Regions from separate parts of the Homo sapiens genome. Here all the other regions are linked to region 1. A link is a loop called in an ENCODE intact Hi-C map of the cell type or tissue named here. Cell type or tissue: heart right ventricle. All regions are shown on one strand. Links, peaks and the distances in the headings refer to the core of each region. The heading gives the core; the rest is flanking DNA. Region 1 overlaps ABLIM1 (actin binding LIM protein 1). Region 2 has its middle 25 kb from the start of ABLIM1. Region 3 overlaps ABLIM1 (actin binding LIM protein 1).

The links. A loop is a pair of places that touch in the nucleus more often than their neighbours do. Peaks named below come from ENCODE experiments on the same cell type or tissue, not always from the same donor. Only the 100,000 strongest peaks of a DNase experiment are listed, where the experiment ranks them.
Region 2: it touches region 1 in a loop (2.6-fold over the local background); 31 of 110 quality-filtered maps call a loop at or near these places.
Region 3: it touches region 1 in a loop (5-fold over the local background); 4 of 110 quality-filtered maps call a loop at or near these places.

Annotation. Positions count from the first base shown.
Region 1 is chr10:114,466,781-114,476,828 of GRCh38, forward strand. It overlaps ABLIM1 (actin binding LIM protein 1), which reads right to left. Exons shown (of 23, transcript NM_002313.7): 9 at 7,099-7,176; 10 at 6,197-6,352; 11 at 1,401-1,436. Among named protein-coding and RNA genes, the nearest start is that of AFAP1L2, 67 kb to the left of the region's middle. In heart right ventricle, for the core only: a CTCF peak has its summit at 4,759 (motif pointing right); a DNase peak (open chromatin) is centred at 4,731; H3K27ac peaks cover 4,640 bases.
Region 2 is chr10:114,678,702-114,688,749 of GRCh38, forward strand. It overlaps a transcript of ABLIM1 not described here. Among named protein-coding and RNA genes, the nearest start is that of ABLIM1, 25 kb to the left of the region's middle. In heart right ventricle, for the core only: no CTCF peak of the experiment used is centred there; DNase peaks (open chromatin) are centred at 3,124, 4,980, 5,850 and 6,937; H3K4me3 peaks cover 4,623 bases; H3K27ac peaks cover 8,000 bases.
Region 3 is chr10:114,613,244-114,623,291 of GRCh38, forward strand. The region is part of intron 1 of ABLIM1 (actin binding LIM protein 1); the gene reads right to left. Among named protein-coding and RNA genes, the nearest start is that of ABLIM1, 40 kb to the right of the region's middle. In heart right ventricle, for the core only: no CTCF peak of the experiment used is centred there; no DNase peak of the experiment used is centred there; H3K27ac peaks cover 7,631 bases.

The DNA.
Region 1 (10,048 bases), core at 1,269-9,268:
TATTCAAATACTTTCATAGTACTACTATTCATAAAGGCAAAAATTTGCGTTACATGTTCAACAAATTGGGGCACAATTAAGAAATTATGACATACGGGCCAGGCACAGTGGCTCATGCCTGTAATTTCAGCACTCTGGGAGGCCAAGGTGGGTGGATCACCTGAGGTCAGGAGTTTGCGACCAGCCTGCCCAACATGGTGAAACCCTGTCTCTACTAAACATACATAAATTAGCTGAGCATGGTGGTGTGCACCTGTAATCCCAGCTACTTGGGAGGCTGAGACAGGAGAATCACTAGAACCCAGGAGGCAGAGGTTGCAGTGAGCCAAGATTGTGCCACTACACCCCAGCCTGGGCAACAGAGTGAGACTCTGTCTCAAAAAAAAAGGAAATTATGACATGCGAATTCAATGGAATATCATAGCACCACTAAAATGTCACCTATCTCCAAATCTAGAAAAGGATATATTAGGTAATAAGTACAAAAAACCACATGCACACACACAATATAAAACTGTCTAAAGAGTTGAAAGAGTACAAAGAATATTTTACATTTTAGGAATCTGTTGTCCTATGAAATTTCTACTAGCACAATAAAAGTAAAAAGTTTGAAAGAATGCATTAATAACGACTAAATGAACACCTCAGTAACCATAGCTTTGTGGAATTTGAGAGCAAATGGCAAGGGGAAACTTTGGCTTGATACTAGTTGTCTATAACAATAAATTAAATAAAACAACAACAAAACAAAAAGTCCCCAGATTATGTGCTTCAAGCTTGCACAGTTGGTCAATAGAAATTAATTCTTCATAAATTCAATGCAAATTATTAGAATATAGGTAGAAATTAATAATTCATAGCAGTCATAAACCATGAAAATATTATGGTATTTTTACTACTTTGAATTACAGAGATTCCCTAAAAGTAGTCCAGTTTCATAATATCCAGAAAGTTGCTTGGTTTTAGGATCAGATGATTGATTTCAGACTAAACAGAGTAACCTCCCATCAAGATGGCTCTGCTTATAGAATACGCCATGATGGCTGTTGGCCATTTCAGTATATTAGGGTTCAGAAAAATTAATTATAGATGCGGACAAAGAGCCCCACATTGGGACAAGTGACTTATGTTCCTGCAGACACTTTGCTTCCACTTACAGGCACAGACACAGATTAAAGTGAGGCCATTTTTACTCCCTGGTCTCCAATTTAAGAGAAATATATTGCTGTGTCTTAGAGTCTCCTCTTTCACGGAGGTAATCCCCAAAGCCACCATAACCCCACATGCAGTTTTTCTGTTCTTTTGTATGTTATGTTCTTTTTCAAAAATCCCAGTCTAGGGAAGGGCCAAGCAATTCTCAAATTCCACCCATTAAAATGATAAAAAGAAATGGTACTTACTTCTGCTGATGGAGTAGGAGACAAAGTCCTCGGAGACTAGAAAAATAAAAGAGAATTTAAAGTCACAATGTTTGTTAACTCTTTGCCGTTTTGTTTGTTTGTTTGTTTGTTTGAGATGGAGTCTCGCTCTGTCGCCCAGGCTGGAGTGCAGTGGCGCAATCTCGGTTTACTGCAATCTCCGCCTCCCAGGTTCAAGCGATTCTCCTGCCTCAGCCTCCCAAGTAGCTGGGACTACAGGCGCCGCCACCACCCCCAGCTACTTTTTTTGTATTTTTAGTAGAGATGGGGTTTCACTGCGTTAGTCAGGATGGTCTCTATCTTCTGACCTCATGATCCGCCCCCCTTAGCCTCCCAAAGTTTTGGGATTACAGGCGTGAGCCACCGCGCCTGGCCTCTTTGCCAGTTTTAATTAGAGTTGTTTATCAGAGTCAGCTGTAAATATTAGCCAACATGTACCTGCCAGCATCCCTCCACATCTCCCTGTCTTCTGATCAGGTACAAATGCATCTGCCATGGGGCTCAGACAGGTAGACTCTGACAAAGTTCCGGGGAGATTCTGGTGCACATCTCTGCCTAAGAACCATGAATAGGCCGGGTGCGGTGGCTCACGTCTGTAATCCCAGCACTTTGGGAGGCTGAGGCTGGCGGACCACAAGGTCAGGAGATCGAGACCATCCTGGCTAACATGGTGAAACCCCGTCTCTACTAAAAACTACAAAAAATTAGCCAGGCGCGGTGGCGGGCGCCTGTAGTCCCAGCTACTTGGGAGGCTGAGGCAGGAGAATGGCGTGAACCCGGAAGGCGAAGCTTGCAGTGAGCCGAGATCACGCCACTGCACTCCAGCCTGGGAGACAGAGCGAGACTCTGTCTCAAAAAAAAAAAAAAAAAAAAAAGAACCATGACTAGATATGATTGTGATACATACTTAGGTGATTAAGCTAGACAAGTTGGAACCATTTCCCTTATATATTCAAACTACGCTCATTTTACTATGATGAGTTACAGCATCTACTGAAACATAGGATCTTGTTCACATGGTTGTTGACTAAATTACAACCACAGCAATCACCATAAAATAGTTTGATAACTAAAATAGGACTTTGGTGACCAGGCATGGGGCATCCTGCCTTGGCTGCATCGCCAATCTCACTATCATTCACCTCGCCAATCTCACTATCATTCACCTCTGGCTTCCATCCTCCTAGGCACACAGGCTTCCTTGGGGCCATCAACAGGCCAAGCTTTCTGTCACCTCAGGGCCTTTGCACTTGCTGTCTCTTCTGCTGCCAGTGCTTTTCACCCAGACACCTGCAGGGCTCATTCCCTGTCAGCGCTGATGTCTCTGCTCAAACCCACTGTCACACAGCATCTCCGTGACCATTCTGTCCAGAGGAGCAACCCAGCCCCTGGTACGCTTTCTCTTTACTCTGCTTCATTTCTCCTCAGAGCCCTACCACTCTGTAAAATTATATTACATATCTGTTTCTTTACTGTCTGTCTCCCACGTGATGCCACAAGCTCCATGAGGGCAAGGACTGTTTGTTTACAACTACATATTCCCAGTGATGACAGCAGCTCCTGGGACACAGTAGTTGCTCAAGTATTTTCCAGATGAATAAAATGTTTACAATTAAAATGCAAAAAGCTTTCAAATAGAAATGAAATTCAAACAGAGCTATGGAGAACACAGCCAGGGGTGGACTTCTCAGTTTTAGAATTTGCCCTTTTCCCCACATTCTATAGTAAGTGGGCGGACTGTCTGTATTCTAAGCCTTCACAAGCTCCAGGGTCTCCTCTGCAGCTACAGCCTGTCTCTAGGGGGTCTCAGCTGGGTGAAGGCTGGTCTCAAGGTCAGGGCCCAGGTCTGCACCTGCACTGACAGCAAGGCCCTGGAGGCACCAATGGCTGCACAGAACTAATCTGACTCTTGCAGTGTTTCTTAAATGGCAATATGTATAAAGGCCAGGTGCGGTGGCTCACACCTGTAATCCCAGCACCTTGTGAGGCCAAGGCGGGTGGATCACTTGAGGTCAGGAGTTCACGACCAGCCTGGCCAACATGGAGAAACCCCAACTCTACTGAAAATACAAAAATTAGCCCAGCATGGTGGCACATGCCCGTAGTCTCAGCTACTTGGGAAGCTGAGGCAGCAGAACTGCTTGAACCTGGGAGGCAGAGGTTGCAGTGAGCCAAGATTGCACCACTACACTCCAGCTGGGTGACAGAGTGAGACTCCACCTCAAAAAAAAAAAAAAAAAAAAAAGGCAATATGTATATGAGGTCTATAAAAGAAGTGTGTTAAACTTTAATGGAATAAATAATAGAACAGCTTGTAAATTTCTCTCAGTTGCAAGATGCAAGTATTGGGAAAGAGTTCACTAATATATCTGATTTCTGATCCCAGGGGCACCCTCTATGCATAGAGAAAACCATGGGACATAATTCCAGGTTATGACAGTAAGTATGCTGATTACGAGAGTAGCCAGCATTTTTCTTAAGCACTTATTATGTGCCCAGTACTGTTCTAATGTAAATAGCTCACTTACTCTTTACAGAAAACTTCTAGCATAGGTATTCTTGTTCTCTATCTTGAGTTTGCAGATAAGGAGATTGAGGTATATAATTTCCCCAAAGTTATGTGGTTAGTCAGCATCGGTCTGGTTTTTCTTTTTTTCTTTTTTTGTGGTGGTGGTTTTTGTTTTGTTTGCTTTGTTTTGTTTTTGAGACAGGGTGTCACTCTATCACCCAGGCCGGAGTACAATGGCATGATCATGGCTCAATGCAGCCTCAACCTCCTGGGCTCAAGTGATCCTCCCATCTCAGCCTCCCAAGTTGCTGGGACTACAGGCGTGTGCCATCATTCCTGGCTAATTTTTGTATTTTTTTTCTGTAGAGATGGAATTTTGGTATGTTGTCCAGGCTGGTCTCAAACTCTTGGTCTCAAGCAATCCACCCACCTTGGCCTTGGCCTCCTAAAGTGCTGGTATTACGGACATGAGTCACCATGTCTGGCAGAGTCTGGTTTTAAATGCAGAGATTTTCACCTCAAAGCCCAAACTCTTGAGTGCTTAATGTTTTACTGCCTTGATGGAGCTGCTGGGAAACGCACACAGACACGTACACTGCACACCATGAACCCCAAATCCTTAACACCATTAAAAAAACTCACATCCCCTTGCTTGTATGGGTTAAACATTAGTAAATTCTCATCCACAGGGTCCAAGGCCAATCTCTATGCACTTTGTTCAGGAACTTCCCCTCGCCTCTTATGCCCTACGAAACTCTGTGGGGTTCAATGGCAACTGACAACCCGGGCCAATGCACCTGCGCTTGAGAGCGGCCGCAAGTGCAGCTACAGCTAAGTGACCACTAGGTGGCACTACATGAAAATGGATATCACTTCCTGCCACAGGGACCTTTTCCACGCAGAGCTATGCTCTGGAATAAAACCCAGATTAGAAAGTAAATAAATAAAAGGAACAATATATATAAAATAAAAAATAAACATAAATATAATTATCAAATAATATTATACATCTGGAATTGAGAACAATTAAACAGAATCACATTTTCATGCCTTTTCTTCTCCAAGACCTCAAAGCACTGTGAGATGCTAGATTGTTTATATTCTGTTTTAACCTTTGTTGAATAGCTGATTTGTCAGCTATTTGTTAACATCTTTGTGGACTAAAATCAGTCTACAGATGATTCTAATTCAAAAAATAAAAGAGAAAAAAATGAGAGTGAGCCGATTGGCCAGGGGAAACGGACTTGGGTAGGAAGCGACCACAGAGAACCTTCAACCCTGAGATGGGACCGGGGAGGGGAGGACCCCAAGGGGCTGAGAGGCTCTGGTCCCGCAGCAGATGGGTCTGCAGGCCGAGTATTAACGAGCCCCAAGAGGACAGGTAGCAACAATGGTAGAAATTGCCACATGCTCAGTATTTCCCCCAAGTCTGGCCTCTGATAATTGCTTTACATAGATTAGCTTGCTTAATCCTCACTAACACCCTATGAGGTAGATTCTATCATCACCCTATCTGTTTTACAGATGAAGAAACTAGGACCATTTTTCTTATTTTTTTAATATATATAGATGAGGTCTCAACTATGTTGTCCAGGGTGGTCTTCAACTCCTGGCCTGAAGCAATCCTCCGGCCCTCAGCCTCCCAAAATGTTGGGATTACAGGTATGAGCACTGTACCTGGTCCAGGAAACTAGCAGCAGAATGGCTGTCACATGGTCAAAGTCAAACAATCGGCATGTGGTGATCCCTGGGTTGAGACCAGGTAATTTGATTCCAGAATGCTGGCTCACACTCCTGTGCTAGACTGTTGCCCCATGCGCTCTACTTTATTTTTTCTTTCACATGCTAACTTTCTTAAGTTGCTGAAAACTGTAATTACCAAAATTTAGGGGGTGTGTTCTCTCTCCTCATGATGCCATGAATATACTTAAAGCTTATCACTAGACTAAGACCCCCAGGAGACCCTCACTCCCTTATTTGCTCTGCCCAGCTCACACAATCCCCACCCCCTCCCCACCTCCCGACAGCTTCCATCCCAGCATGCTAATGTTTAGCTGGTCTTCACTGTTGTTTGATGTGCCATTGTTCTGTTCTCCCACTTCTCATGATGGGCTTCTGAATACCTCAAAGCACCTGGTCTAGAAATCTGCAAATACTAGGCAGACAAAAGACCACCTGATTTACCTGAACTCCAAATGGTAGTTATTACAAATGTGACAAAAGGGAAGGTAAATTGTTGTACAACTCACAACCAGTAGGAATGTATTACCTCTCCAAGGCTCTGTCTCTCCTGTTTGTCATCATAGCCCGAAGTGTAGAAAGGCTCATAGGTAATAAGATCTGGACGTTCAATGTCATAAATTGCCTTGACCTTCGGAATGGCTGCTAAATCCTTGTAATCCAGGATCTCATTGTCTACTTTTGCCTGGCAAAGTTAACCAGAAAGAACAATTACCTTGTAGTCTGACTGCTTTAGGAAACTGTAGTTGGCGCATTTCCTGTTGTTTAAAAAGTGAAGGCCTTAAAATAAACAAAAACCAAAACATCTTGCCTAACACAGTTATACTCTTCAGAAGTTGCCCTTTATACCATATATTAATCATGTTTTTTTAAAAAAGTCACTGAACGCTTAGGAAAAAATCTGTGTAGAATTCATGAAATAGATAAATGTGCAAACCTTAAGGATAATTTCCTGAATTTATGATAGTAAAGGAAAAAGCTCAAACAGATGGTCCAATAATCCTCTCAGATGGCTAAAAACAAGAACTGCATAATTAATAAACTAAATATTTAAATATCTTTGTGGTAGAATTTAGGAACACTCAGTATCAGCTTCATAAAATATATATTTAATCCCCAAATATCTATATGCAATTTAGGTGCAAGAATTTTTTTTTTTGAGACGGAGTCTTAGGTGCAAGAATTTTTTAAGTCCCGCAACATATTACTACATTTTACAGGTCGTCTGATCACTCTGTTGATGGTCACATAAATGTAATTACCTAAAGGTAAAAGTGATTGAGGAGACTGTTCTACAAAAATGAAAATCAGGTCTCATAACAAAAATAGAAATCACTTTGAATCAGTTTTTGTTTTGGATTACCCATTCTGCTATTACAATCCACTAATTTACCTGTCCCAGAAATGTCACTTCCAGAAGTAGATACTTACATAGATAGTATGACCTGGTGAGCCAGGAATACTGGAGCCTGGCCTAGAATAAATACTTTCCGAGGATGTCCTGGTAGGCTGTAAAATAAACAGTGACTTGTAAGACTTCGGACCCTGGCTTCAGAATCTAGACTGTCCTGGGCCCTTAAGCTTTACTAAAAACTCAGCTAGTGAAAAAAAGAAACACTTATCACCTTTTTGAATAAGGTAAAATACAACCTAGAAGGAAAGGTAAATGCAAACTAGTTGTACGATCCAGTTTTGAAAAGGCATGGGGAGGCCTTTCTCTGGCCCTTCCTGCTCCTTGTCCCCTACGAGAATTTCTGGTTTACCTTTGAGCACACCTCAAAGCTTCCCATTTCTCTCCCTCTCTACTGCCGTAGTCCCAGCCCCAGTCACCACCTCCATTCATCCAGATTATTGCAATGGCCTCCCTGTGAGTTTTCTGCCTTCTCCCCTCCCTTCTTCAAATCAAATCCACCTGGCAGGCAATGGATAGAGAGACCTTTTTTTTTTTTTTGAGACGGAGTCTCACTCTGTCGCCCAGGCTGGAGTGCAGTGGTGCGATCTTGGCTCACTGCAAGCTCCGCCTCCCAGGTTCACACTTTTCTCCTGCCTCAGCCTCCCGAGTAGCTAGAACTACAGGCACCTGCCACCATGCCCGGCTAATTTTTTGTATTTTTAGTAGAGACAGGGTTTCACCGTGTTAGCCAGGATGGTCTTGATCTCCTGACCTCGTGATCTGCCCGCCTCCACCTCCCCAAGTGCTGGGATTACAGGCGTGAGCCACCGCACTCAGCCGAGAGACCTTTCAAGAACATAATTTGGATGGTCACTACTCTGCTTTTGTCTCCAGCATTGATATAGTTTGGCTGTGTCTCCACCCACGTTTCACCTTGAATTGTAATAATCCCCACGTGTCAAGGATAGGTCCAGGTGGAGATAATTGAATCATGGGGCAGTTTCCCCCATACTATTCTTGTGATAGTGAATAAGTCTCACGAGACTGATGATTTTATAAATGGGAGTTTCCCTGCACAAGCTCTCTTGCCTGCCACCACGTAAGACATGACTTTGTTTCTTATTTGCCTTCTGCCATGATTGTGAGGCCTCCCCAGCCATGTGGAACTGGAGTCCATTAAGCCACTTTCCTTTATAAATTACCCAGTCTTGGGTATATGTCTACTAGCGGCATGAGAACAGACCTAACAGAAGCATCCATTCAGAATAAAATCACAACAACCAGGGCCTCAGGATTCTATCCCTGCCTTCCCCTCCTACCTCGTCTCTCACCTGTCATCACTCACAGAACACAGCGCACAAAGCTGCCTCGGAGTTCTCATCCTCGCTTACTGCTCCCTCTGCCTGAAATGCCCTAGCTCCCAATTTTACTTGGATGATTCTCTTCCTTCAGTCTTGGCTTAAATATCACCTCCTCAGAGAGGACCTCCCTGATTCAATCCAGAGTTGGTTCCCCATGTTGTTTTCTCTCATAGTGTCATTCTTTTTTCCTTCATGAGTAAAATGTGTAATTATATATTTATTGTTTTCCTTGCATCGTGTCTGTCTCCCTCATTAACTTTAGTCATGCTCTCTGCCCTCATAGAGTTTATTTTTTAACCACTGTCTATACCCAATGCTTTCCACAGGTACACAGAAGGCACAAATCCTAGTTGAGGGAATGAGCTAGAATTTATTACTTGTAAACAAATACTTAGTTTGCAGACACTTGACTTATGTTAATTACACGATTTGAGCCTAACTATATAGAGAGTCACTGAGGTAAGGCTGGTGGGTCGGCCTTTGGGAAGGATGAAAGAAACTGGACTTCATAGTATATACCTGAAGAACGTGGAGAGTGAGAGGTGGTTATGTGAGCAGGAAGGAAACTTATGAACTAGGATCAGCTGCCTCCTGCTTCTGTTTAACATATTCTGGAAAGCTCTGCAGAGAAAACTCAAGGCCTCATTTTGGAACACTTCCTCCCCTCTGTTGCAGCCATTTCCTAAAGAGAGTAACTTATAGTTCTACAATAGGAATAAGACCTTGCCTTCTCAGTAGTTTCTATTGGTGTTTAATACCTTGAATGTGGGCACCACTGAGCCAAAGAAACTCCTTCAGACAAGGGTGTTGTCTCACTATGCTGTTCACAGTTGAAGCAATGAAGGCAAACATATCTGGCCAATTCAGGTCAGGCAGTGATTTGACTCATTGCTGGAAGACTGTGATCAGTCTTTTTCAGCCAATGCCCCTGGTATCTTTGAGATGCTAGGGTGGAAGTGGCTGGGAGAAATCACACCACACCCAGGTGGAGGTGCACCAGGTGCATCACTTCTGGGCCTCCTCCCCAGGACCTGCCGTGCACAAGCGCTTTCCTGCTAGAGTTATACCAATCACAGGCATATCTCAATATGAGAAAATTCTACCTCTGAGTATGTTGAAAAAGGAAAGACTCACATAACACTATTCAAGAAATGTGCAGGCTGGGCGCAGTGGCTCACACCTGTAATCCCAGCACTTTGGGAGGCCGAGGCGGGTGGATCACCTGAGGTCAGGAGTTTGAGACCAGCCTGGCCAACATGGTGAAACCCCATCTCTACTAAAAATACAATAAAATTAACTGGGTGTGGTGGCAGGCACCTGTAATCCCAGCTACTTGGGAGGCTGAGGTAGGAGAATCGCTTGAACTTGGGAGGCGGAGGGTGCAGTGAACCGAGATTGTGCCACTGCACTCCAGCCTGGGCAACAAGAGTGAAACTCTGCCTCAAAATAATAATAATAATAATAATAATAATAATAATAAAGTGCAATTTCTAGATCCATTTCCTAATCAAAATATAGAAGTGGCACAATCAAAATGTATTCCTCCTTTACAAGGAGATGCTACCCCCTGAAAAAGCTGAACCTGTATCCATCTCTGTGAGATAATTATTAACCACAGGTAGTCCTT
Region 2 (10,048 bases), core at 938-8,937, 210 kb after region 1:
AATCTTGTATTTCTTAGCTGTTTGCTCTATAAACATCTTATTCATTGGTTTCATCTGTGTACCATTTCCTTGAGTTTGTTAGAAAGTTCCCTAGGGTTAGATTGTCTTTTTATTTTCTTTTTTAAACCAAGAATAAAGTATTTCAGGTTAACTGAGCATAATAATTTTATTTCACTGAGTCTCAGTGCATGTCTATTCATGCCAATACCACTGGTACTGCATAGAAGCTATGGTGGATTATATCATTGGCTGAATTTATCACCCCTCCTTATATCCATGCCCTTTGCCATGTAACTTTGAATGCCCTCTCACTTTGAGACTGGAATTGATGATGTGACTCATCTGGCTTATAGAATAAAGAAGTGACAGTGTGCCAGTTATGAACTTAGCCGTCAAGAGGTCACGCATATTTCTACATGCTGTCTTGCCCTTCTGTGTCAGCATGATGAAAAAGAAAGAAAGAAGGAAAGAAAGAAAGAGAAAGAAAGCAGCATGACACCAACCATATGTCTCATCAAACCTAAAATCTTACTATCTGGCTCTTTACAGAAAAAGTGTGCTGCCTGCTCTTCTGAGGGCTTGCCAGACCCCTGTTGTTTGCTATTAATTTTCTCCCCACCAAACAGGCCAAGTTAGAAATATCTTAAACCTTGCCGGGAGTGGTGGCTCATGTCTGTAATCCCAGCACTCTGGGAGGCCTAGGCGGGTGGATCACCTGAGGTCGGGAGTTTGAGACCAGCCTGACCAACATGGAGAAACCTTGTCTCTACTAAAAATTACAAAATTAGCCGGGCGTGGTGGCGTGTGCCTGTGGTCCCAGCTACTCAGGAGGCTGAGGCAGGAGAATTGCTGGAACCCTGGAGGTGGAGGTTGCAGTGAGCCGAGATCCTGCCATTGCACTCCAGCCTGGGTAACAAGAACAAAACTCCGTCTCAAAAAAAAAAAAAAAAAAGAAATATCTTAAACCTTTTAATAAATTGCATGTTTATTCAACCATGAAACATAAAAATGCAAAATGTCTCATTGGGAAATGCCACATTCTGGAACAGAAATGCCCCAGTTTTCGTCATCCTAAGAAGTCAGGCCAGAAAAACTCTATACTCTTTGGCTCTCTCATTCCTTTGTCTCCCATTCATGCGAGAAGACACTATCTGCCTTTTAAAACTAGGAATATGGATTACTTTGATGAAAATAAAATAGATAAATAAAACAGCTAATAGTTGTTATCCCCTAATTTTGGGCAGCGGTCAAAGGGAGCTTTTGCCTCTCATGTAGTGTTTGAAATTTTTACAATGAAAGCCTATTCTTACATGATTTTTATAATTAAAAATAAGCAAAACACACAGACATAAAACTAAAATAAAATTACCAAACTAGAATCAAGGCCTTGGATTCATAGCACTGTTCAACGTTATAAATAATTTGCAAGAATCTGAATCTCCCAGATGGAACTCTAATTGCCAATTATATAACCCATTCATTATTACGCGGGAGGCACTGTGCCATGAGTCTTATAGATATTCTCACTTCATCCTCACAATCTTATAAAGCAGACAGTATTGTTATCTCTATTTTACAGATGTGGAAACTGAGGCTTAGAGAAGTTGAGAAATTTGGCCAAGATTACACAGCTAGTAGGTGTCCAAGCTGCCATCTGACCAAATCTCTCTGCTTCTAGAGCTCAAGCACTTCACCAGTGCATCATGCTCAAAAGGAGCATGCTTTCCTTCTACAAGTCCATAGTTATGCATTTATATTTGTTAAAATCACTTTGAAATTTACCAAAGAACAATCATGTTAGCAAGGGGAAAATAAATCCCCAATCCTCTGTGGCTCTGGCAGTGTGGAAGGGGCAGAAATGGTTTCTGAGGACAAGAGGCACCCTTCCTTCATACTGGAGCCATGGTGACCCATGCTCAGATCTGCCCCTTCTAACCAGCGAGGTCATCTATATCCCGAAGGATCCCCCGGGCCTTCCCTAGCCAGCTTTCTAACATCTTTAGATGATGACATCCTCTCACATCATTTATCCCAACACTTGCATTCTCCACTCTTGCTCAGGTCATTACATAATGTCTCATGTTGGTTAGTTGCCCATATATGCCAGTGGACCTTCCAGGATTATCATTCTAAATGACAGAGATTTATTCTGAACAGTCCCTAGCATGGTGCCTGCCACCTGTTGAAAAGTGCTTGTAAATTAATTACAGCAGAATGTTACTTAACAGCTCCAATGCCAAGTATAGGGATGGCTCTATGACTCACCAGGAGACCCTCCCTGATGAAGCTACCAATTAGAGACAGACTATTACAGTGACAGTCACTCTAAATGTAAAAAAATAAAGATGTGGGTGGGGCCAAGAGCCACAATCAGTGAAGTGGCTGATTAATCCATGAATCTGCAGGTACATTTAGCTAGTCATACAACCAGCATTACCTTATATATGGAAAATGGGGCTACCAGACCATTTTAGCCATTTTATATATTTTTTATTTTAATTTTTATATTGAGAGAGAGAGTTTTGCTCTTTTTGCCCAGGCTTGAGTGCAGTGGCACGATCTCAGCTCAACGCAACCTCCGCCTCTTGGGTTCAAGTGATTCTCCTGCCTCAGCCTCCTGAGTAGCTGGGATTACAGGCGTGTGTCACCATGCCTGGCTAATTTTGTATTTTTAGTAGAAATGAGGTTTCACCACGTTGGCCAGTCTGGTCTCGAACTTCTGACCTCAAGTGATCTGCCCGCCTCAGCCTCCCAAAGTGCTGGGATTATAGGCATGAGCCATCACGCCTGGCCTAAACCATTTAAAAATAGTCACCAGGGATGTGCTTCCCACAAAATAATGCCACCCCATGAACATGCTGGCATTTTCCCAAGAGCACTGTGTATACTACATCCCCTTCTAACTCTCTACGCCACTTCAATTCACATGACAGCAGGACATATGTTTCCCAGGCAAAATATTACAAAGAAGAGTGATAGCAGGCTTGGGGAGTTCCTGTTCCAGGAAGATATTCAAGGTACCCTGGTGTGGTCACAAGCCTGGGGAGCCTATGACTCAGACAGAAGCTCCTAAGACTCAGTCTATTGCTGACTGTTTTATGGAAATCCAGTGCCCAATTCTCCGAGCATGCTGCCTGCTCCCACTCCTGGGGCACGTTCCTGGCAATGTCATGCTCTGATTGACCCACTGGTCACCGACTGTGGCAGCGCTCATTTGCAGTGGCAGCTGTGACTGCCTTTGGAAGCAGGAAAACCTGTCTGGCATTTCCATTCTCTCATATGAAACCTAAAAGTAGTGCTAATCGGCACGATGCATTTTCCCTCTTTTTGGAAATGAATGACATTTAGTGATAAGTCTTGTAAAATCCCAATATTCTGAATTGCTATCCTGGCTACCACCCCAATATTTAAACTATGTTAACGATGGAGACATACATGTCAGCAGTCAGATTTTAATATAAAATTAACGGCTGACTATCTCAAAGTCCTAAATTACTATTAATTGTAAACAAACACTAGCTCTAAGTATATCCTTTAGAGCAGAAGGTTGTAAGTCACTGTATCAAAGTCTTAAATCAGCAGCCACCTAACTAGCTAATGCTTTCAAGCTGTGCCAGGAGAGAAAGGACAGGATGATCTTCTCTTACTAAAGAGAGATGGATGAACAGCTGCAAGCTTTGCTGTTGTTTTAAAACATCCGGGAACCAGCTACTGAGAATAATAAATAAAATGTAAGCAGGGTCAGACTTATTTATTACATATCCTTTCAAAATATCCTTTTGTTTAAAAAAAGCTAATTAAAAGTATTGCCCATATTCCCTATAGAGAGTACATTTAAAACAATGCAGAGTAGCAAAACCCCTTATGTTCCAAACATAAGGTGTGCCTGTTTTTAAGTCTTGGAATAATTTGCCAACTTCCAATTTAATTATGACTGAGCTTCAAGTCAACTGCTGAGTGTTCTAGAGATACGGTTTCTGTAGATTCCAGCTGGTAGCAAGTGGAAAGACTCCAAATACCTTAAAAATATGCCACGGAGTAGAAGGGAGGAGAGTAGTTAAAAAACAAGGAAGAGAAAGAACGTTGTTCTTTCTGGCTTGACCACTAAAAATATAATTAGATGTATCACTTACTCTGTTTACTTACAGTCTCTCTGCGTGTAAGATTTCTTCCAAAACCTGCCCTATCTTTCTGGAAAGCCAAACTAAAATCCACTCTTTGTACAGTACAAGAAAAACAGAGGACTTTAAATTCATTTAAATAAAGACATCTAGACATCTTGAGATATTCTAATTTTATCACTAGGACCCCATTCAGTTGGAAAAGACATAGCATCATAGTTTTCCACTCTAAATGTATCAGGAATACACGAATGCATTCTAATTAATATGCATAGTGTCCTTATTAAAATTCAAATTCTATATTTGAGGAAAGTCCAGAATGTCAAAGAATCTTGTGTAAACCTGAGGTGACGTTATCCTTTAGAAAGAACAGGGGAGGGCTGTTCTTGGCTGACCACCCACGTGGGGCCATCGTCCACTTTAAGTTTTCCTATTCTAATGTTTGTCAACTTTCGTCTTTCCAGTAAACGTCCAAGGCAGGTCAGTGAGGAATAGGAAACCACATTACTGGACTTTTAAATCAGCATAGTCTTTCAAAATCATGCTCATTTACAGGAGAAAACTGTGTGGCATAAAAAGCCACCATGAATTATTCATCAGTTACAGCGTGTGCCAACCTCAGATTCCTTTGTACCTCGTAACAAGTGTATACATGTGAAGTGTAGCAGACCCGGCTCCCCAGTCCTACCAGTCCTGGGTACAAAGGCAAACCCAAGCTCACCGGAGGTCCTGCGAAACAGAGAAGAGTGGCGAGATTGGAAGTGAAGGAGGGAGGGGGCCCAGCCTACCTGCCGTATCTGGAATTACCCACGAGTCTACTCTCCAGGAACCAAAATAAGTTACACTCTCTTATCTTAAGGGGTCCAGTATCAAAGGAATCAGCAACCGATCGCCACAGTCCCTAGGTTTCAATGGAGCAGCCTGTGAGACTGCGTGGGGCCACCCTCTGCAGTTCTGTTGGACGTGGTGTTGGCTGTCGGCCCCTGGGGATGCTGAGCAGGACCAGCCGGGGCACTCCTGAAGCCAGCCAGCCTCACCACGGAACAAACTCTCCCATCAAACACAACTGTAGGGAAAGCATCCTAGAGATGACATCCAAACTCAAACAAAATGCCCAGAAATAGGATCACAGGTGTTTGCCCACAGTCACTGAAGATGCCTTTTAATGTGCCCAAAGGACCAACCTACTGTTGGTTGAGTTGAGCTGGGCTACTGCTACAAAAGAGTCATGTCGATTTTAACATCCTGTTATATTAAGAATATATGTAAATATGTTGACAAATAAGATGTGCATTTTATACAGATATGTACTATCACAGAAATAGATTGTAAAACAATCTTTTACTTATTATCATAAGTGTAAAACAATTTTATCAAATGGAAAAGCCCTGCATCTTTCCTCATCTTTAAAGACACGGTCGACCCCAGACAGAATATATGCTGACTTTACAAAATGGACGGTCTAACCTTTGTAGTCTCCCATGGTGTGATGAGGGTCCGTGAGCTCAGTCATTTCCAAGGTCATTAACATGCACAAAGCTCCAGGGTTTCAGCTTTTCTTCACTAGGCATCTGGCACACAGAAAGGCTGCAACACTCCTCAAAGGAGAGGCTGGGGCCCTGGCTCTCCTCCCAGGAGTCTGTGGGCTGAACTGGACCCGAGGGAGGGGTGTGCCACCGGTGGGTGTGCCACAGCCAGCGCAGGAAGAATGAGGAGTTTCCTGAGTGACTCTGGCTCCTTCCTCATGTACAGATTCTGCATCCCCTTCTTCTCTCGACCCTGCCCCTACCACTTCTAAAGAGACCCCTTGCAAAAGCACATCAGCTCAATGACGCCACACCCACTGAAAACACTCGTTTCTGGGAAGCCACTATTAGAACACGCCAAGAATGTTCCTAGGATTTTCCTGCATTCTGCACAATCCAGAATCCAGATTTTGATCACTATCATTTCACAATAACTGAAACACATGAAATAAAGAAAGAAAAGGATCGATTATTCCCCAGCCTTCTGCCTCCTCTTTTTCCTTAATGAATTACTATCTCAACCAGATGGGCTTTTAATTATTTTCTTCACTACTAGAATTTTTAAAAAATGCTATAACTTGGAGAGGCTTCTTTTACTAACAGCCTGATTATTCATTATGGCTTTGGAAACAGTTCCCTGACAAACTCCTGGTATGAGACGAGCCGTGGACTTTGAGCCTTTTTATATTAGGTATACAAGCTGTCTGAAAACAATGACCTCATCCGGAAAGACTCAGGAAAGAGGCATTTTTTTCCTTTCGTCAGTAATGCCCTGATGTTGGGCTGGATTATCCACCACCCACAATCCAACTTTTCTCACAGTTATTTTTGAACACCGGGAATTTTGCATATTGGAAAAGTTATGAAGACAGTTTAAATGGAAAAAGACCCTTAGGACAAATATCCTTGGCATCAGATACACACATTGGCTAAGAAATAGGAGGAAACTGGCATAATTGCTTTAAATGTGAGGGTAAAACATTTAATTCCTCCAATAAAGATGTAACCAGCAGCACCCGTTGTGAGATATTAATTTAATGTAAGGCCTATAATCAATCCACTGGAAAACAAGACTATTTGAAACACATTGGCCAAATGCAAAGTTTGATTAATTGAAGAGTCCTGGCTTACTCTCTTCCCCAGCTAAGTGGCTTTTTTATTTTGTTTTGAAATGACTCGGGTAGACAGCCATCCTCATGGGTCACCCTATGTGCCCTTCCCCTGGTCCAGGCTACTGCCTGGAACTTGGTGCCTCTGATAACGTCCTCCTGACTTGGCTGTAGCACCAGGCGCCAGACAAAGAATCACAACTGGATTGCTCGTTGATAAAATGCTTGCCATTTGCAGAGCTGTCATGTGTCAGCTGCTGCCAAAGGCCAGTCGCATCAACTGAAATCTTCTGATTACACCTAATGCCTTGCATTCTCATGATAGTGATTCCATATTTTAGCCTAATGTGTTTTTTGTTAGTGTCTTGGGATTTTTACCATAAGGATGGAAGTCTTTCATCGTTGCATTCTTTATTCTTGTTAGCCTGCATTTAAAATGTAATGGAGGCTAGTTTTTCCTACTCCTTTAAATCTCGAAGTATTATTCCTACTTGATATTAAATGAGAGAAGAAACCAAGTACAGAGCTACAGCTATTTTCAGGGGCTAAAATAGGGTGCTAGTTTAAAAATAACCTGCATTGCATTGGTTCCTTGCCTTTTACAAGGCAGGACAGGGGCAAAGTGGGGGAGCAGGCAATCCAATATTGAAACTTTGATTTTTTTGAATGTTAAGCAATAAAGTGATTCTTTCCTAATCATAGTCCTCCAAATTTGACTTGTGTTAGTTGAACCACAATTTGGTTGATGATTTATTATAGTCAAGAAACTGGCCAGGTGTGGTGACTCATGCCTGTAATCCCAGCAGTTTGGGAGGCCGAGATGGGAGGATAGTTTGAGCTCTGGAATTTCAGACCAGCCTGGAAAGTATTGCAGGACCTTGTCTCTACTAAAAATTAAAAAAAAAATTAGGCAGGCATGGCGGCCTGCACCTATAGTCCTAGCTACTCAGGAGGCTGAGGCAGGAGGATTGCTTGAGCCCAGAAGATTGGGGCTGCAGTGAGCCATGATCACACCACTGCATGCCATCCTGGGTGACAGGGTGAGACCCCGTCTCAAAAAAAAAAACAAAAACAAAAGAGGTGAAACCAACTGCCTAGAAACTTGTTTAAAATGCACAATTTTCTTTCTCTCTTCCTTCCTCTTTTCCTTTCTCCCTTCCTTCTTCTCTCTTTATCTCTCTTTCTTTCTGAGATAGAGTCTCACTCTGTCACCTAGGCTGGATTGCATTGGCACAATCACAGCTCACTGCAGCTTTGACCTCCTAGGTTCAAGTGATTCTCCTGCTTCAGCCTCCCGAGTAGCTGGGACTACAGGCATGTGCCACCATGCCCGGCTATTTTTTTTTTTTAATAGAGACAGAGTCTCCCTATATTGCCCAGGCTGGTCTCAAACTCCCAGACTCAAATAATCCTCTCGCCTCAGCCTCCCAAAGTGCTGCGATTACAGGCATGAGCCACAGTGCCCGGCCTCAAACAACCACTTTCTAATTAAATAGCAATGGAGCTTATACCATGTCATTTTGAAATCAGAGACACGGTTGTGTGTTCCTTATCTTAAAAACACAGAGCAGAAATCTTTCCCAACCACGCTTCTAGAACCCTTCACAGGAAAGTGACCGTCACTTAGCAAAACAAATACAAATGCTTAAAATTGCATCTTCACCTGTATTTGAGAAATGCTTAATTAAATATTGTTAAACAGTTTTCTTAACCATGGACTTACTATGTATTAATATGCAAGTGTGCCTGTAACTAAGAGATAAATAAGATAAGAAGCATTTCCTGAATTTATTCAACCAGAGAACCCCCAACCCAGTACAACTATGAACTTTTCACAAAACAGAGCTTGGAAAACATTTCTCTGAGGAAGGAGAGGGCTAGAAAGGGTTTTAGAGATAATTTCCATCACAGTTTCAAAGATAAGAAGTTTCAAAGCCAAAAATTTAGGGACTTGCCCAAGGCCAGCAGAGGATATATAAGGAGAACAATTCTCTTCTGCCTTGCAACATTTTGAATGGCTACAATAGGCCAACATGTTTGGCTCTGTTTGCAATTAAGGTATGACCGATAGTGATGCTGTCGTACCCTGGTAACACAGATGCTGCTGTGTTCTTAGGCAAACAGGATACCTTACAACAGATTATGTTAAAAGACCTCGCCTAGGCCTGCTTTGCAATTACAGAATAGGAGACAAAGCTTACCACCATGTAATTTATGACAGGGCTGAGAGTGAAAAATAGCAGATATCAGTAACAAAACATTCAGAGGGCCTTGGCCTCATCTTTTAAACTAAGCAGAAGAGACAGAAACTTGAAGCAAATTGAATTCCACATGAAAAATGATTCCTTTGGGAAAGATAAAAACTAAATTTCTTAAAAGGTCAGATTCAATAAGGAAGAAGAAACTTCTAGACTTTATCTAGAAAGGCACAGGAAAAAAGTAATGATTTGGCATTTTCCCTGAACTTGTCTTCCAATTATATTCAATTATAAGCCCAAATCATTGGTCCCATCCCAAGCTCAGCTATACAACTTTGTTGGAGAGCAGTTTCCAGAACTATTAGGTTGGGGCAAAAGTCATTGTGGTTTTTGCCGTTGAAAGTAATGGCAAAAAATGCAGTGACTTTTGTCCCAACCTAATAAAAGGAGTGTGCAGTTCACCACACACTTAAACAGAAAGCTTAACCTAGAAATGGTCCTTATAGCACACAACTACGTCCTCCGTGCTAATATTCATTCCAATTTCTGCTTATAATTTCCAGGTGGGTCCCATGAAATTATTTTTGTGACTGGAAATGAAACTTCATGAGCTTTTCTGTTATCAACCCCTATTACATACGGTCCCTAAGTGCATTCCGCTTCTAATTATTCTTTTTATATGAAAAAACTCATGTAATCAAGAAACGTCTAGACTTTATCTAGAAAGGCACAGGAAAAAAGTAATGTTTGTCATTTTCCTGAACTTGTACGCCAATCATATTCAATTATAAGCCCAAATCATTGGTCCTATAAACTTCATAAACTGCAAAGCTTCATAAACTGCAAAGACAATGGCCTCATTATTGTTCATAGCTCACATTGACCGAGGGCTCACTCTCTGTAGGCATTGAACAAAGATTCCCTCATTGATTTCTTATAACCCTCTAGGACAGGGACCATCATCGTCTCCATTTTAAAGATGAGGCAATTAAAGAAAAGTTGAGAAGTTAAAGAAATTGCCCAAAGTCACTCCGCTAACAAGGAGTACAGTTGGGATTTGGACATAAGCAGCTAGAATCAGAGACTGTGCCCAG
Region 3 (10,048 bases), core at 948-8,947, 150 kb after region 1:
ATTGTACTTCGAAAATCTTGAGGGGGTTTCTGGGGAGAAGAAAATAAAATTTTAAGGGATTCACCCCTGCAGTGGGGAGCTCTAACCTGCTTGGGAGAGCCGGCTATGCCCAGCCCTTCCCAACTGTATGGTTGACTCCACCTTGGTAGCTTGAAATTGGCTGCAGTGGAAGCATTTATACCATGGAAACTGGCAAACTTTACAGATCAGGGCCTTCCTCTTCCTGCCCTCTGGAGAGCTGGTTGTTAAACATTTACCGGCACACCATTGTGCCAAAGGTTATACTGATTCCAAACTGCAGAGTGAAGCTTTTCATTCAAGTGCTTATAAATTTCAGAAACAAGAATGTGAACCCTTTCTGAAAAGGCACTCTTGCTCTTGCACTGTGAATAAAGACACAAACCTGCCCTCACCTGGGTCTCTCCAGTGTCTGCACACCCACTGGGAGATGAAAGCATGAGACCTGTGTTCACAGCATCCAACTTGCAATGTCAAACATTCTAGAATGCTACACATTCTAGAACTACTCTCTAAACACCTAGGCTCCTGACTCCTCCCAGACCTGAACTTCAGGCTCCTTCAAGCTCTCTTATGACCTAATTTTGCTGGGTGTAACCTCTGCAAGAAAATGCAAACACATATAATCTGTCACCTTGCTAGGTATTCTTCTATTCATCCCGGTGACAAGGGAGCATAACCCTGGTGGTTGATCATTCTCTTATTTACCTTCAGAATGGCCTCTGCTTGAGTGGAGAAGAAAAGATTATCTCCCAAAGTTTAACAAAGCACTTAGTGAAGACTATGGCTTGAAAAGAAAAAACATGTTAAAATCCAACATGGGACTGGGAGGAGAAGGGAGAGGAAGAAAAAATTTTTAAATCCCTCCATGGAACTCCTAAATGTAACCTTCCAACACTTGGAAAGTAGGCCGGGTGCGGTGGCTTACACCTGTACTCCCAGCACGTTGGGAGGCTGAGGCAGGTGGATCACCTGAGGTCAGGAGTTCCAGGACAACCTGGCCAACATGGCGAAACCCAGTCTCTACTAAAAATACAAAAATTAGCCAGGTGTGATGGCACACACCAGTAATCCCAGCTACTGGGGAGGCTGAGACAGGAGAATCGCTTGAACCCGGGAGGCAGAGGTTGCAGTGGGCTGAGATTGCACCTCCTACACCTTATTAATGCATGCCATCCTCCCCACTAAAGTATTAGACATGTTTTTCACCAACACATCCCCACCCCAGCAAATGTCCTCAATATCATTACATCTCTGCTACCTTTTTAGGAAAGAGCCCATAACAAGACAGATATAAAAAAATCTGAACGAGATGCCATCAGATCAATGCCCCACTCACAAGGGAGTTTTCACAAACACAACTTGCCTAGAGGAATGTCAACACCAGTGTCAGCACCAGAGATTTGCCGGAAAATTAGAAACATTAGGATATCCCTATGAGTAATTGATCCCTCACTAAAGTAAGGTGCTAGGAGGGGTTCAGGGCACAGCTATGAAAAACACAAGTGTGGGCTGGGCGTGGTGGCTCACGTCTGTAATCCCAGCACTTTGGGAGGCCAAGGCGGGTGGATCACCCGAGGTTGGGACGAGACCAGTCTGACCAACATGGAGAAACCCCATCTCTACTAAAAATACAAAATTAGCCAGGTGTGGTGGTGCGCACCTGTAATCCCAGCTACTTGAGAGGCTGAAGCAGGAGAATCGCTTGAACCTGGGGGGCAGAGATTGCAGTGAGCCGTGATCATGCCATTGCACTCCAGTCTGGGCAATAAGAGCAAAACTCTGTCTCAAAAAAAAAAAAAGAAAGAAAGAAAGAAAGAAAAACACAAGTGTGTATCTTCAAATAGTGTGGACTGTCAACTCATTTGTTAAATCCCTTTGCCATGCAACAACCAGAATGATCTTTTAAGTGCATAATATAAACAGATTACTCCACTAATCCTTCTTTCACTGCCCTATGGAAGATGCGCTCTGGCCCCACCACCTCTTCCAGCCTCTTCTCACACTCTTTCCACATCCTCCCAAGCTCTGGCTCTTGCTGCTTCAAGATCTCCAGGCATGCTTTTCCCTGCCCAGAAGGCTCTTCCCCAGCTGTTTGCGAGCCCAGCTCCCTCTCCTCCTTCTGGTCACACCCTCAAGCTTCTAGGTCACCTCCTCTGAGACTTCTCCCTGAACTACCTTGTTAAAGGCAGTCTCCCTCCGACCCCCATCTCAGTTTCCTCTCTTTATATTTACCACAGTCTAAACATTCTATTTCTTTTTTCTTTTCCATCTTCTCCATTACAAGGTAACTGCCATTGTATTACCAGGGTCTGGCACCATTGTATGCACAAAGCCAGCACTCTATAAATGCATGTTCAATATGTTCATGTTTTGAATACCAGCCTGGCTTTCTGTCTCTTTTCCAGAGCAACAGTCTTTGGGTGAAACTGAAAGTCAGAAAAATACCTTGGGTTCACCAACAGTGTCTACTATCAGTTAGGTAATTTGAATGATGTCAATACCACTCAACCGATGACAAAAAATAAAAGACTCATTTAAGTCTCTGACTCAGAAAAAAAAAAAAAACAGCTGAAGGAAGGAGCTGATGGACCAGTCTCAAACCAACCCTGGCTAAGCTCTCTGAATGAGAACCACACAACAAAGCACAATTTCCAGCTGACCTGACTTGCAGGGAGGAGTTTGGGTGGCCCCAGAGCCTTGGAAAAGCTAAGTGGCATGTCCCCAGAACAGGACATGATGAGTAGTGTTCTACTCATATTTATTTATTTTTTATCAAAGTTTAGGCTAAGTGTGGGCGGTGGCTCACACGTGTAATCCCAGCATTTTGGGAGTACAAGGCAGTAGGATCACTTGAGCTCAGGAGTTTGAGACCAGCTTGGGAGACATAGCAAGACCCTGTCTCTATAAGAAAAAAAAAGTTTAAAAAACTCAAAGAAACAAATATGCTTATAATGCATGATGGTAATTGCCTGCCCCACTCCTCCCAACCATACCTATAGCCAACAGCCAGCAGGGACTGCTGCAGAGCAGGTGGGCAGCTTCCTCCAGTGGGTGTCCTGAGCACACATGGCTTCCAGCCTCAAACACTTTACAACTGTTCATATGATGCCATCATGTTCCCGCATCAAAGCATCATTAGCCACCTCATTTCATTCCACAACAAAAAGAGCAGTCTCATTAGCTTGCTTGCCCAAAGGATCTGGGCACTGAAAATCCAACAGGTCCAGTTCCTTGGTGAATTTCTATCACTGAACAGTAGAGCTTACTGGCCACAGGAAGCCACTGATGTGGTCCTGGAGTACTGTGGCATGACAAAGGTGACAAAGCGTTGTTCTACTTAGGCAAGCTGGAAGACACTGTCCAGTGGAAAGGAGTGGACCCTCCTGGGTTCCTTGACTCAGCTATCTCAGCTCTACTTACTTTCCAGGATCCTCAAACTAATCTGTTACTAAACTCCATCTCATTGGACACATTGTCCTGATTTTACTCAGTCGAAAGGAATGACAGTAGTAACAGAAGGAATAGCAATTACTGAGCTACGTGCCAGGAGGCAATGGGTGACCAGGCGTTGTTTTAAATGCTTTATGTGGATTAATTGATTCAATTTTCAAAATTACCCTATTAATTGGTACTATTATTGTCCTTATTTTCTGATGAGGAAACTGAGGCAACAGGAGGTTAAGGGACTTGCCCAAGGTGGCACAATTAGTAAACAGGCAAGCTGGATTCAAACCCATGAAGACTGGTTGCAGAGCTCTCATTTATAAACACGACTTACTTTTTAGGCAAACCTATGAAATCCTGAAGCTTTAGGGAATAATTTTACAAAGCCACCAAGGCAACTGAAGGACAGCTGTACCACAAGGGGCAAGTGAGAAAGAGAAGGATATATACTATAGTGAAGGGCGTTCAGCCTCTGAAAAATCCTGGCCGAAGGCAGTTGAACACTGTCTCTCTTTCTGGTTACAAATTTAATTCTTCTCACTACCTACTTTTTTTTTTTTTTTTTTTTTTGAGATGGAGTTTTGCTCTTGTTGCCCAGGCTGGAGTGCAATGGCGCGATCTTGGCTCACTGCAACCTCTGCCTCCTGTGTTCAAGCGATTCTCCTGCCTCAGCCTCCCGAGTAGCTGGGATTACAGGTGCGTGCCAACACGTTTGGCTAATTTTTTTTTTTGTATTTTTAGTAGAGATGGGGTTTCGCCACATTGGCCAGGCTGGTCTCAAACTCTTGATCTCAGGTAATCCACCCGCCTCGCCCTCCCAAAGTGCTGGGATTACAGGCATGAGCCACTGTGCCCAGCTTCTCACCACCTACTTCTTAGTCCTGTTTTATCTGCAAGGGACCTCGGGCCATTCCTTTGGCTCTGGGCTGTGCTTCTACTCTGATGCTTAAAGAAACTCCACAGACCAACTGACTTTCATTAACATTTATTGAGCACATGGCACAGGCCACATTTGAAATTTTCGCACACTATTTCACTTAAATTAACCCTAACAATAAAGATATGGAGTGGGAAGTATGGGTTTTTTACCCCATATTTATTTATTTTTTATCAAAGTTTAGGCTAAGTGTGGGCGGTGGCTCACATGTGTAATCCCAGCTTTTGGGAGTACAAGGCAGTAGGATCGCTTGAGCTCAGGAGTTTGAGACCAGCTTGGGCGACATAGCAAGACCCTGTCTCTATAAGAAAGAAAAAGTTTAAAAAACCCAAAGAAACAAATATGCTTATAATGCATGATGGTAATTGCCTGCCCCACTCCTCCCAACCCCTATAGGCAAATGTGCTCAACTTTTGGTGTTTTTTCTTAACACTATGCTTATATCAACTCAGTCATTAGCTACTGACATCCTGTTTCTGCAGGTGAAGATTCGGCTCTTACCAATAGGCCTACACCACAAATTTTGGTTAAACCCATGGTCACTGTTTTACACTTTGCGAATGTAATTATTGTTCTACTAGACTCTGTAGTGCCTCCTAGGAATAGATTCCCTTTCTTGTACAATGGTTTTTGTTCTCTTAGATTTAATCGTTTCCCTTTCTCCCACTTGCCTAGCTCCTGATGAATAATCCATCATGTTTTCTACCTATTTTGTTGTGATCTACTAATAATTTTTTCCAATGCTCAAACTCACCAGATAACTTATCAAACCTCCTGATGTGGAGAGAAAATTGGGTGTTCTCAGTATTGTTTTAACTGAAAAAAACCCTGACTCTGAGACAGGTTAGGAGCTTGGCTCTATGTCCTCCAGGAAGTGGTAGAGACGTGATTTGCCCACTACCAACTGCAGCACCAGCTCCCTGGAAGCACACTGCCCCTGGGTAAAGATGTGCAGGCTGTGGCTGCACAACTCCAGAGGGTGCTGCCCCCAACTCAGATGAGAACAGTGCCCTGGAGAGGCAAGGCACAGGCCCTGTCAACAAGGTGCCTTCCAATCTCGTCTCCAATGCTGCTCCTGGTCATCTTGCACCACGCTAGCCCCCAACCTGAAAGTACTGTGTTGACTGCCGACTCTCTGGCTGGCCTTGCTTGCCTGATTCATGTTTAGTAGTTGGCATCTTTGCCTACTTATTATGCAAAACTACCATATTAGTGTTGCCTCACTGTGGTCGTGTGGTTTTCATGGCAGGGATGGCCTTTCCCTGGGGGTGTCTCCATCATATCAACTCTCTCCAATGGCAAGAAGCCACTCCTGGGCTCTTGTTGCAAAAGTCCAAGTGCTTTTTGAATCCTGTTGTATATTGCAAGGGTGCTTTCAAGTCAAGATAGGGGTGATGACAGACATGCCCTGCACCCAAGGAATGGTTAAACCTTTCCTGCTGCATGGAAGGCCTGCTGACAACTCACCTTTTGGACATTCCTGAGGGAGGGGTGAACTCTCTCCAAAGCCCTTAAATTATATTTTTTCTTTTTTTTTTCTTTCTCTTTCTTTCTTTTCTTTTTTTTTTTGAGACAGTGTCTTGCTCTGTCACCCAGGCTGGAGCGCAGTGGCACGATCTTAGCTCACTGCAACGTCCACCTCCCAGGTTCAAGCAATTCTCCTGCCTCAGCCTCCCGAGCAGCTGGGATTACAGGCATGCACCACCATGCCTGGCTAATTTTTTTATTTTTAGTAGAGACGAGGTTTCACTATGTTGCCCAGGCTGGTCTCGAACTCCTGACCTCAAACAATTCACCTGCCTTGGCCTCCCAAAGTGCTAGGATTACAGGCGTGAGCCACTGTGCCTGGCTGAAATGATATTTTTTTTCTGGAAAAGCTCTTACACATCAAAAATGAATGCTATCCAGCATGTAATGCTCGACAATGTAGATGAACAGCTGGTCACTGAGGGATGGGACGATGCATGGCAGATAGTCCTGGTCCTGATCTTGCTCCTCCCTCCCTGGCTGTGATACAAAAGCAAGGAAACAAGGTAAGCGTGGTGAACACAAAGAGGAGAGGCAGACTCATAGGGAAAAGTGATCCCAACTGAAAAAGCAATTCCAGAAATACCAGGCTTGAAAGCTGACATGGGCTCTACGAGTGTTTTCTTTGGACTTCCAGCTGGAATTCAAACAGTATTTTACTCTGAATTTAACAGTTGGGTTAGTTCTTAATTGTATCAAGCACCCAAGACAGATGACACCAAATTCCGGCCAACTTCTGTTAAGGATAAAGTGGCAAATGAAAGATTCAGACATTCTTTTGTCAAAACCTGTCCCGTTGCAAGTGAAGAAACCCAACGTAACCCAAACATACCTATTATCACAATAACAGGAGTACTCAGAATGGAAACATGGTTGCCCACAGAAGTACCTTATTCTGTTTCATCAATAAAAGTTTAATTAGTTAGTGTAGAGGGTCTAAGCCAATGCTTTTCAAACTTTGGGTCTTGAACCACTGGAACATAAAATAAGTTTAATGGATCATCACCGGCATACTTAAAAAGTAGAAAAGAAACTAGCAGAGAGTAAAGGTAAGTATTGCTTCATGTGAGTTTTATTTCAGCCATTTATATGCATGTGTATATGAATCCTGGGTCTTGCTGTGTAAAAGTGTGTTTCTTCCTGGGGTAGGCATGGTGGACAGGTCATTAAACTCCAAACCATAATCGAGAGGCCCTTTGACTGAGTCCTACCCACAGACATGTTTTGTTTGGCCCACACAATATTTTTTTTTCTTCAGAAGAAGTCTCACTCTATCGCCCAGGCTGGAGTGCAGTGGCGTGATCTTGGCTCACTGCAACCTCCACCTCCTGGGTTCAAGCGATTCTTCTGCCTCAGCCTCCCGAGTAGCTGGAATTACAGTTATGCACCATCAGGCCCAGCTAATTTTTTTGTATTTTTAGTAGAGACGGGGTTTCACCATGTTGCCCAGGCTGGTCTTGAACTCCTGACCTCAAGTGATCCGCCCACCTCAGCCTCCCAAAGTGTTGGAATTACAGGCATGAGCCACTGTGCCTGGCCACACACAATATTTTTTAAAGAGAAAGTGAAATCATTTGCCAATATTTAAACATCTGGAGATTTTACATAAAAATCCCTATTTCCAGCTGCTCTTGAAAACTGCAAGGCCTGGCAACTTGACCTGCATCCCTCCGTGGAACCTAGGATGAAGGACAAAGTAACTCTTCCCTTTAGGGAGGGCCATGCTCTGTAGTTTGCCCCAGGCTCCACTCAGGTCACCTGCCTGATTCTCGGGGCATCCATACGTCTGACCCCAGTTCTAATCATCCTTAGCTCAATGTGACCCACAAAACCCCCCTACTTACCTCTCCTTATGTCCATTGCTGTATGATGTGGCCAAAATGCTAAACTGAGCTGCTTGCATCTCCTCAGACAGGAGGCATACTTTATTGCTTCTGTTTTACCCACTTGAGTCCCTTTCTCGCCATCCTCTTTTTATCCACTATTGCATTCCTGTTCATCCTTCAAAGCCCAATCTTCCATGACCATCCAATAGCATTCATCACTTTCTGTCCTGCAGTCCCATATTACTTTCATAGTTCCCCTTTGAGTACATTTCACATTGTATCATAATGACTTATCTATGTGTGTCTGTTTCTTGCTAGAAAGTGAGTGCTTTCAGGTCAAGAACTGCATTTTATGTGTTGCTATATCTAGATGGCTTATCTCATATTAGAGTCTAAAAAAAATTTCCCAAATAAGAATAACCATCTCCCCGACCCATACACCTCATTCATTCACTTATTAGTTCATTCAACATTCACTGAGTGCTTACTATGGAGCAGACACTGTGTAATGAATATAGGTTGAATCAAACACCATCCCCAACATTAAGAAACCTACAGAACTCCTCAAATACCAATCTTAAATGCCCCCTTTTCCATAAAGCCTTTTCTGATTCCCTTGGGACTATAGCTCTTCCTTCCTTAGAACCCCCATAGAAGATTGTTCACCCCCATTCTATCACCTGGTGTCCCCTCCATTTTGCATTCTCCATCAGCATCCCTCTCAACACCTGCTAACCCATTCATCCACTAAATGTAGGATCTTTCCAGTGTGTCGAGTTATTCTCGAAGTGCCTCACAGATAAGAGACCTCAAGAAAATTGTAATGTGATCAGGCCGCTACTAGAAGCCCTTCGCTATGGCTCATTGCTATTTCTGAGTTTTAGGCTAGGACCTCTACACATGCCAGAAGTGGTAGCATTTTCCAGGTAAGCAGGGACAGAGGGGCATCCAATCCTTCTTTAGTGCTCAGCATAACTGGGCTCTCGTCCTGCGGACTCCAATCCCCATCAGTCCTAAAACTGCTCCTTGATGGCCATTCAGAAGGTGTCCCTCAAGTGGCACATGGCAGCAGTCCAGTAGACACCCACCTAGCTCATGTGTCACTATGAGATGGTCCATGGACCCAGGCACCCATAGCCCCTATCATTTTTCCAGGAAGGGAGTACTCAGCCTTCTCTCCCATTCCCCATCAGATACTCCAATGAGGAACAACCTTGCCACCTTTTCCTATCATCCACTTTTCTTTTTCTTTTTTTTTTTTTTTTTGAGACAGGGTCTCACTCTATTGCCCGGGCTGGAGTGCAATGGCACGTTCATGGCTCATCGCATCCTCGACCTCCAGGCTCAGATGATCCTCCCACCACTGCAGCCTCTTAAGTAGCTGGGACTACAGGCACACACCACCATGCATGGCTAAATTTTTGTCGGGGGATGGGGGGAATTTTGTTTTTTGGAGAGACAGGGTCTCACACTTCCGAGCTCAAGTGATCTGCCTGCTTTAGCCTCCCAAATTGCTGGTATTATAGGTATAAGCCACTGTGCCTGACCCACTTTTCTTAATTCTTCTTAAACTTTTCCCTTCTCATGTTTCAAATAGAGAACAACAGAAATAAACAGAAGAAAAAATACAGACTACTAGAACATAGACAGAATGCAGTTGACTCTTGAACAACACGGGTTTGAACTGCACAGATCCCCTTGCACACAGATTTTCTTCTACCTCTGCCACCCCTGAGACAGCAAGACCAAACCCTCCTCTTCTTCCTTCTCCTCACCTGCTCAGCATAAAGACAAGGAGGATAAAGGCCTTTATGATGATCTACTTCCACCAAATGAACAGTAAATATTGTACAGTGGTAGTAAATGAAACACTCCAAGCCTAAACAACATATTTCAATTCCTCAAAGATTAAAGAGGGAGTGGTAGCCTTTGTGAGCCAAGATAGCTGATTAACTCTTTTCCCTTTTTTTCGTTTGTTTTCTGAGACAAGGTCTGGCTCTATTGCTCAGGCTGGAGTGCATGGCGATCTCAGCTCACTGCAACCTCTGCCTCCTAGGCTCAAGCCATCCTCCCACCTCAGCTTCCTGAGTAGCTGAGACTACAGGCATGCATCACCATGCCTGGCTAATTTTTGTATTGTTAATGAACTTTTACCCAAAAATTCCAAATAGCTCTATGATTCCAGGTAAACATGCTCATCTAAGTCTTGGAAACATAGGAGTGATGCCTGCAGAATATGCACACCTGTGCCTTCATTCTGAATTAATGTTGCCTTCTCCAAGTCACGCTGAGC